Regions from separate parts of the Mus musculus genome. Here region 2 is linked to region 1. A link is a loop called in an ENCODE intact Hi-C map of the cell type or tissue named here. Cell type or tissue: gastrocnemius. All regions are shown on one strand. Each heading gives the region's core, and the rest is flanking DNA. Links, peaks and the distances in the headings are about the cores only. Region 1 holds the start of Prrc2b (proline-rich coiled-coil 2B). Region 2 holds the start of Golga2 (golgi autoantigen, golgin subfamily a, 2).

Region 1 (4,387 bases), core at 154-4,153:
CACTATGTAGCTGAGTCTGGTCTCAAATTAGCAGCAATCCTCTTGCTTCAGCTTCTCCAAGATTGGGATTACAGGCATGTGCCACCACTGTCTGGCTAGCAGGTTTATCCTAGAGAGGAGATACATAGAAGTTGTCATGGATAGAAAGCAGTAATGTTGGGAAAGCATAAGAAAATTATAGTGCCAGACGTGGTGGCACACGCCTTTGATCCCAGCACTCGGGAGGCAGAGGCAGGTGGATTTCTGAGTTCGAGGCCAGCCTGGTCTACAGAGTGTTCAGGACTGCACAGAGAAACCCTGTCTCGAAAAACCAAAAAAAAGAAAAAAGAAAAAAGAAAAAAAAAAGAAAATTATAAAACTACCCAAAAGAACATGCCCCAGACACTGGGCTTGGCATTCCATTGAAATGGTTTTTGTTTTTTTCCAGGACCTAGTTGAGCGGCCTTGGAAAAGCTGTATATCCTCTCAGTCCCTCTTTTTTCTTACAATAATAAGTGCTTCAGAGTTGGCATTAAACCAGACAAGCCCAGCCCACTAACAGAGGACACCATAGCAGCTGGGATTTAGTCTCTTCAGGAGAGTGCCTAAGATGGTCCCACACTTTTCTTCTGAGTAGCTGAACCCAGGGCCTCCTGCATTGAAGCGACAAAGTCTACAACTGAGTTACATCACCAACTATTTCTTTTTAATTAAGATTGATTGATTGATTGATTGATTTATTTATTTTACACCAGAACAGGGCAGACCCCATTACAGCTGGTTGTGAGCCACCATGTGGTTGCTGGGATTTGAACTCAGGACCTCTGGGAGAGCAGTCAGTGCTCTTAACCACTGAGGAGCCATCTCTCCAGCCATATATATGTTCTTGTTTCTTGAATGTTATTTTTAATTGCTAGGATATCTGGAATAGATAAGGAGAACCTAGCACTGCACAGTAACCTCGAAGGGAGCCAGTCTCTCTCCCAGGCCTTTTGTTCTGCATTCACACGAATACACACCCAAGTGGGGTGGTTTATGTCATGTTTTAAAAAGGGTGAAGTGGCCGGGCAGTGGTGGTGCAAGCCTTTAATTCCAGCACTTGGGAGACAGAGGCAGGCAGATTTCTGAGTTTGAGGGCAGCCTGGTCTACAGAGTGAGTTCCAGGACAGCCAGGGATACACAGAGAAACCCTGTCTTGAAAAACAAAACAAAATAAAACAACAACAAAAAAAGGTGAAGTGTCTATACGGTGCACTTGTTATGGAAGGGAGACCTTGCTGTGGAATGGTGCAACGAACCACTTCTGCCGTACCACTTCTGCCGTACCACTTCTGCCGTACCACTTCTGCGTGTTTCCTGCATGTATCTTGCCACTGGGATCCCCCTCTCCCTCCACACATTCTAACAGGTCAGGACTGTCAGGCTGTCAGGTTTGTCTGTCAAGAGGCTCTAGAGCTCTGGGGGTGGTGGGAGCAGGATCCAAGTTCAGTCCCTCTTCTGAGCCCCCCTCCCTCTCAGGTCTGCATCCCCTGCCTTTTAGGGTGCTGAGTCCTCCCCATTCTCCCCACCCTTTTGCATTCTCACCCCAGAGCTCTCCCTGGGGTCCCCTCCCAGTCTATGTCTGCTTCTTTCAAGAGCCCCTCCCCCACCCATGGAGGAGGCCTTCTCCATGGGTGGGGGTGGTCTTCAACCAGATCCACTCTCCGTTGAGATTCCTCTTCACCAGGAGCCTCTCTCCATGAAGACCCCTCTGATTTGGGACCCCATCTCCATCCATGTATCTTGCTACTGGGATCCCCCTCTCCCCCCAGTTCCTTTACTTTTTCTCCATTTGAGCCGTCCTCTCCATTGCAGCCTCTTTGCACCAGGGCTTCCTCCTTCTCCTGGTTCCTTTCCACCTAGGCCCCTTCTCCATCAAAGTCCCTCTCCACCAAGGCCTCTTCTCCATCAAGGTCCCTCTCCACCAAGGCCTCTTCTCCATCAAGGTCTCTCTCCACCTAGGCCCCTTCTCCATCAAGGTCCCTCTCCACCTAGGCCCCTTCTTCATCAAGGTCTTTCCATTTGGGCCCCTTCTCCACCTCGGCCTCCTCTCCACGTAAGCCCCTTGTCCATCAAGGTCCCTCTCCACCGCGTCCCCTCTCCAGCCGAGCCTCCTCTCCATCTAGGTCCCTCTCTTCCGCAGCCCCTCTGCACCGCGGCCCAGCTCGCTCCCCGCGCTCTCCCTCCTCCTCTCCCCCGCCCTCCCTCCCGGGACAGGGGCGACGCAGCAGGGGGCGCTGCGCGGGCCACCGTGCGGGCGGCGGGCGGGGGCGGCGCGGAGGCGGAGGCGGCGGCGGCGGGGGGCGGGGAGCCGAGCGCGGGCGGGAGGCGGCGGCGAGCCACAGCGCCGAGGCTCCAGCGAGCGCCGAGGAGCGGGAGGAGGAGGAGGAGGCAGAGGCAGGAGCGCAGAGCGCCGAGCCCCGCGCCGCCGCCGCGCAATCCGCCGCCATCCGCCGCCCCCGCGCCCGGCCGCCGCCCGACCGCCATCGCCCGGGCCCGTCGCGCGCGGACGCAGACCAGGTGGGCCGGGGCCGGGGCCAGGGCAGAGGCCGGGGTTGCGCTTTGTCTCCGCGGCGGTGCGCTGCGGCGGGCGCGGGGCTGCGGCCTGGGCGGCCTGCTCGGCGCTCCCCAGCTCGCCATTGTTGTGTCTTCGCGGCCAGGGCGGGAGGACGGCGGGCCGAGCGGGGCTGGGCAAGGCTCGGGGTCGGGATCGAGCCCGAGGGCTCTCCTGCGCCCGGGGACGGCGGCCTTGTCGGCCGGGGTGGGGGACGCGGGACCCCGAGGCCGCCCGGAACCGCAGGCCGAGCGCCGCCCCGGCTCGGGTGGGTTCGGCTGAGGGAAGCGGGGTGGTGTTTTCACGGCACCCGGAGCCGCTGCTAAAAATGTTTAATGATAAACAGGATGTCGCTGCTCGGGGCCTGCCAGATTGATTTTTTTGTTTGTTTCTTTTTCTTCGTCTACCTTTTAAGAGAGAAATGCAGACCTATTGAGATAGATGGTGGGCCTCTCTGGAGAGGATCTGCCTGCATAAAAGTGGACGCTGCTGCTTTCCTTTCTTCTTTGTAAATATCGTGGGGGGATGAAGCCCACTGTTAGGCAAGAATAGGTGTCGCCCCCCTTCCCCAGGCAATGGTGAGCTTGAAGGAAGTGGGAGAAGGGGGGCGCCGATGCTCTCCGGAGTGTGTCATTTGCTAAATGGCTGCCTGGGAGAAACCTTTATAAAGCTGTCTTTTGCAGGGTAGTTAAATTTCACCTACGTTTTTTCTTTCCTGGAAAGGTTAGCGTGTATTTCGGTGTGTTGTCTGTTTGCGTTGTATATCTCACTTGGGTTTTCTGTCCGTCTGTCTGAAGCCTCAGCGCCCTTTCTCAGCAGTACAACCGCAGGGGCTTGCTTTGTATCGTAATGTCTGCACCGTCGTGGTGCAAGCTGGGACCTGAGGGGTACAGGCTGTGGAGTGGGATGCTTGCTGCCACCGAGGGACTACTCAGCCTTCACAGGCAGAGAGGCATGACTTGGCAAGCCGTCGGTGCTCTGTAGTTACTCTGTGCTGTCAACCTAGGACAGAAGGCTGGCCACTTGTGGTGTCATCCATGCTGGGGCATGCCACAGGTGCTGGTTTGAAGTGGCAGCGTTGGAGAAGGGATTCAAAACATTGGGTGATGTAGGACTGCTGGAAGTTCCAGGTCAGCCTGGGCTACATGGTGAAAACCCAACAAAATACCCACATCCGTAGGTACTTTGGTTAGTGCTGGGCCTCAGTGGGGAGGAGGCACGGACTGCGTTAGTAGCCCCCGTCAGAGCAGGGGGTTGTCTGGCTTTCAGTGGGCTGGAATTGTATAGGATGGATAGGAGAAGAGACAGGAACTCGGGAGTCTTGACTTTGGAAGAGAACTGCCCTCCTTGGGGATGGGCAAATAATTGTTCGGGGAGCCTTCAGCTTGTTCAGGCAAGTGTCCCTCTTGGAGCCATGTTCAGGTCCTCTTGAGTGACTTTACCCAAGTCTCTGAGCCCCAGCTCTTGCATCTATAAAATGGGAATAATAAGACTCCTGCTGTATCTCGTGGGAGCCTCCGGTAAGGTTCACAGCAGAGCGTTTCTGTCCTGGGAAGGTGGTAGACATGGACATTCTCGCAGGTTCCTTGGTTTTGTTAGTTCCTTTTAAATCCTGACTTTTCCTCGTGTTGTGGCTTGTGGAATTGGGGACCCCCTGCAAATGCTGTGACCAGCAAATTGTTTCAGGGCTGGCTTAAAGGTCCAGGGGAGCTCAGCTAGATTCCGCTGCTAGTGGGAGACCATGGAAGGGTTTCAGATAATGAATGGGGAGACAGATATTGGTCTCACTCTGTGTGGTGACGTAGGCCTTGGCTC
Region 2 (4,387 bases), core at 40-4,039, 140 kb after region 1:
GCCACGCCTCCCTGTCGTTCATCGTTCTCATCAGCCAATGGGCTTGGAGAAGGTAGGTCACGCTGGGTTTCCGAGCGTCCAAGGGGCGCTCTGCACCCGCCTTCTCTGGCCCTTGTAGAGAAGCCGTAGCTTCCGGAAGCAGTTTCGCGGTGGCTGCCGGGATCGTGGTGATGTGGCCCCCCCGCTTCCCCCCTCCCCGCCCCGGGATGTCGGAAGAAACCAGGCAGAGCAAATTGGCTGCGGCCAAGAAAAAGGTAAAGCGCTCCGGGTCGCGGCCCCTTGACCCCACCCGAGCTCCTCCAACGGCAGGACCCATGACCAGAGTCCGAGTCTTTCCCGAGACACACGGGTAGAAGAACCCCTCAGCGCCCTGGGCTCCCCCAGTGAAGTCTTCTCAGCCAGCCCCGCCCCCTCAGCAACCCAGCCCCCGCCCTCTCAGTCGCCCCTAGGTGACTTTGGTCAGTGACACAGGGTCTCTTAGCCCCCGGCTCCGGACGCTCCAATCCAGACCTCCCAGGGCACCTGTCTCCAAGGTCCTCGGTCCTGGCCCTGTAGGCGACTCGGGCGTTGGTAGTATGGAGTGGAATGTAGTTACGTCACAGTCCCCCCTCGAAACTGTCATTACTACTCCGAGTCTGGTTTGGATTGCTCCACCTGCTCACCTAATGTTGTTGCCCCTTTTCCCGTTTCTCTGGTGGAGAACCCATTTCCACCTGGAAGGGAGCCCAAGTGTGGAATCTAGTGCGGAGACGCTGTAGGCGCCCGCATTCCCTTAACTTAGCATTAGTGTGAGCACAACACTGTCAGCACCCCTTGCTGACATGGATTGGTTTGGTTTGGATTTGGTTGTCTGCTCTCTAGAGAGACTGTAATCTCTCTGGAGCAAAACGCATGTTATAGTGTTGATCAGTGTCTTGGGGAACTGAACTTAACTTAAAATTCAGCCAGAATGTCTTTTCCAACTGGGGTGGTGAGAAGCACGGGATGCGGGTGAGGCATCTCACGGGAAACATCACTTTCCCATGCTTCTTTTGAGAGAAAAAAACCATAAAAGTCTGGTTTGGCATTTTCATAGATTTGTAGAGACTTCTCTCTGCGATGACAAGGGCTGTGCCCTTTCTGTTCCCATGTTCACTAAAGCCGTGGCTTCACGGTTTCTGCCCTTCTGTCATGTTGTAAACTTAGGAAGCAGGTTTAGGAAGTACTGCGGTGTACCTTTAGTATGTGTTGCTAAAACGGCCCCAGTGGAGTTAGGAGTGGAGCTGAGTTGTTAGGGTGTTTGTTTAGTATATACAAGGGCCTGTTCAGTACTCAGCGTAGTTTGCAAGAGTGGTGGCCTACCATGTATGAGGCTCTGGCTTGGATCCTGCAATGGCATTAGCTGGGCAGAGCAATGCATGCCTCTAATTTCCAAGACTGGAGGTAGAGGCAGAAGGATCAGGCCTTCAAGGTTATTTTTGTCTATATATGGAATTTGAGACCAGCTTGGTATATGGCATACCCAATATTGGGGCTGGAGAGAGGTTCAGCAGGTAAAAGCACTTGTTGCTCTTGCAGAGGACCTGGGTATAGCTCCCTTCACCCACAAGTCAGCTAACAACTATCTCAGCTAACTCCCTGGCTAGATGTTGTATATTATGCCCTCTTCTGGCCAATTAGGTTACTGCATGTACATGATGTACAGACATACATGTAAGCAAAAACAAACAACTACCCTCATATACATACAATCTTTTTAAAAATTAAATTAGATTTTGTGTTTGTTTTTGAGACAAGGTCTGTGTATTCCTGGCTGGCCCTGAACTCAGATATGCCTTTCTCTACCTGCCTAGTACTGGGTGAAAGGTGTAGGCCACCAAACCCAGCAATCCTGGTTTGTTTGTTTTCTTTTTTGAAGGGAAGCTGTATATATATGACTCAGTATTAGAATGCTGGGCTCTCATGCATAATGCTCCAGGTTCAGTCCCCAGCACTGCAACAACAACAAAGAAACCATTGATGTACTGGGCAGTGGTGGTGCACGCCTTTAATCCCAGCACTCGGGAGGCAGAGGCAGGTGGATTTCTGAGTTCGAGGCCAGTCTGGTCTACAGAGTGAGTTCCAGGACAGCCAGGGCTACACAGAGAAACCCTGTCTCGAAAAACCAAAAACCAAACCAAAACCCTCATTGACGTGAAGTTGCATTGAGAGTACTTTGGCTTTTGACAGTGCGATGGCTCATGGGTAGAGTATTTCCACACAAGCAAGGGGACCTGGGTTTGGATTTCCTAGATTCTATATAAAACCAGACATGGCAGCATGAATCTGTAAGCTTAGATGTCTGGCTAGATGAATGGTGGAGACAGAATTTTTAGAAGCTGAGGGGCCATCTAGCCTGGTGTGTGTGGTAATGAGAGACTTGTCTGAGAGTGGGAAAGAGGAAGCAACACTGAGGCTGTCCTCCGACATTGTTGCATGCACCATGACATAGCTATGTATCCTTTCTCACAGTGTGCATACATATATGTTTCCTCTGACAATCCTGTATATGTCATAACATGCATGTGTTCAGGCACACACACACATACACACACACACACACACATATGTTATAAGGATATGGTCTTTGAGAATTATTCCCAGCACAGACATGACGGTTCACAATCATCTGTGATTCCGGTTCCAAGGGTTCATGCTCTTCTGAACTCTGTGTGCACCAGGTATACATGTAGTACGCGCGCGTGCACATACACACACACACACACACACGGGCAAAACACTCATGCACATAAAATATACTTAAAAATAAATAAGAATAAAGACGGTCTTCTGTTATATAGTTGCTTGGCCTGGAACTTGCTATGTAGACCAGGCTAGTCTTATCTCATCATAGATATCCCTCCGCCTCTGCTTTGAGGGCTAGGATTAAAGGGGAGCACCACCATGCTAGCAAGAGAAAATGTCTGAAAAGAGGAGTGGGGTTTAAGGTCCAGGATACATAGTTCTTGTCTAGTAGTTCATGTGTTTGCCTGTTGTCTTTGGAGTCTGGGGATCACTGGGGAGCCCAGGCTGGCTCCCCTCTCATGCCTCCTGCCTCTCCCAGGAGTTGGGATTATAGATAGGTGACAGCACACCCAGCCAATTCCTGCCAACTAAATGTTTACTCTCTGGTCTCTACCTTTAGATTTTTCCCTTTGGGAGCTGCAAACCCCAGAGCAGGGCATCAGAAGATTTGAGTTTAGATTCCGTGTTTGCCTCTGTGTGTATGTGTATGGGCATGTGTGTATGTTGCTGGAATGGAATTTAGGGCCTCTTGAATGCTAGCCAAGTATTCCACTGAGCTACATTCCCAACCCAATTACTACCTTTTTAGCCATGCCATTTCTTCTGCCATTAAGAGGTCATTATTATATCTTGTAGACTCGTGGTACCATTACATGAGACTTACGTACATAAGAGTATTTTTATCGGGCCCTGGAGAGATGGCTCATCAAATAAGAGCACTAAGTGTTCTTCCAGAGGACCTGGGTTTGGTTCTCAGCACCTACATGACAGATTGAAACTACCTGTAACTCCAAGATCTGACACCCTCACACAGATAATACATGCAGGCAAAACACCAATGTACATTTTTTTTAAAGTATTTTTATAAAAACAGCATAGAAAGAGACCAGGCATGAAATATTCCACTCTGTAATCTAATTTGCACAAGGGCCTAGGCCTGATTTCCAGGACTGTAGAAACCAAGTATGGTGGCACCTGCTCCTGGTGCGTTTAGAAGTTCAGGCAGGAAGATCAGATGTTCATAGTCATCCACATAGTGAGTTAGTGCCCAGCCTGGGATACGTGAGACTGACTCAGATGGCACATACAGAAACACGAAGCAAAGAGCTCAATAAACTAGAGGCTGGAGTAGAGGCTGTGAGTGTGAGGCAGATGGCTCTCATTTCTCTCTGTTCTCCTTTCCACAGCTGAGAGAGTATCAGCAGAAGAACAGCCCGGGTGTTCCTGCAGGAGCAAAGAAGAAGAAAAAGATTAAAAATGGCCATAGCCCAGAGAGACCCACTGCCAGTGACTGTCAGTCACCAGAGAATGTGAGTCTTGGCCAACAGAGTCCTGTGGAATGGGGGCAGGTGGGAAGAAGCGGGGAGGGCTGTGGTTCAAGTGGAAATGTCAGGTGCTGGTTAAAAAGTCTGGCTTTGAGGGCTTGTTGCCTAGTTCAATGGTAATGAACTAGGGCTCATCTCACAATGGCCCTGGGTTTTATCTCAGCACAGGAAAAATTAAATCTGAGTCTGAATTCTATCTCTCCATCAGTTGGCAATATGATAACTTTAGGGCAAGTTGGTTAAACTCTCTGAGCCTCTTTTTACATAGCTGTACAATAGCGGTAATATTTTTAATGTGT

The links. A loop is a pair of places that touch in the nucleus more often than their neighbours do. Peaks named below come from ENCODE experiments on the same cell type or tissue, not always from the same donor. Only the 100,000 strongest peaks of a DNase experiment are listed, where the experiment ranks them.
Region 2: it touches region 1 in a loop (3.0-fold over the local background); 1 of 42 quality-filtered maps calls a loop at or near these places.

What each region holds. Positions count from the first base shown.
Region 1 is chr2:32,148,754-32,153,140 of GRCm38, forward strand. Prrc2b (proline-rich coiled-coil 2B) reads left to right here and starts at 2,395. Exons shown (of 32, transcript NM_001159634.1): 1 at 2,395-2,538. In gastrocnemius, for the core only: a CTCF peak has its summit at 2,218 (motif pointing right); DNase peaks (open chromatin) are centred at 1,625, 2,400, 3,125 and 3,546; H3K4me3 peaks cover 2,410 bases; H3K27ac peaks cover 2,774 bases.
Region 2 is chr2:32,288,143-32,292,529 of GRCm38, forward strand. It overlaps Golga2 (golgi autoantigen, golgin subfamily a, 2), which reads left to right and starts at 184. Exons shown (of 26, transcript NM_001080968.2): 1 at 184-254; 2 at 3,951-4,073. The coding sequence starts at 207. In gastrocnemius, for the core only: a CTCF peak has its summit at 1,656 (motif pointing left); no DNase peak of the experiment used is centred there; H3K4me3 peaks cover 1,579 bases; H3K27ac peaks cover 2,282 bases.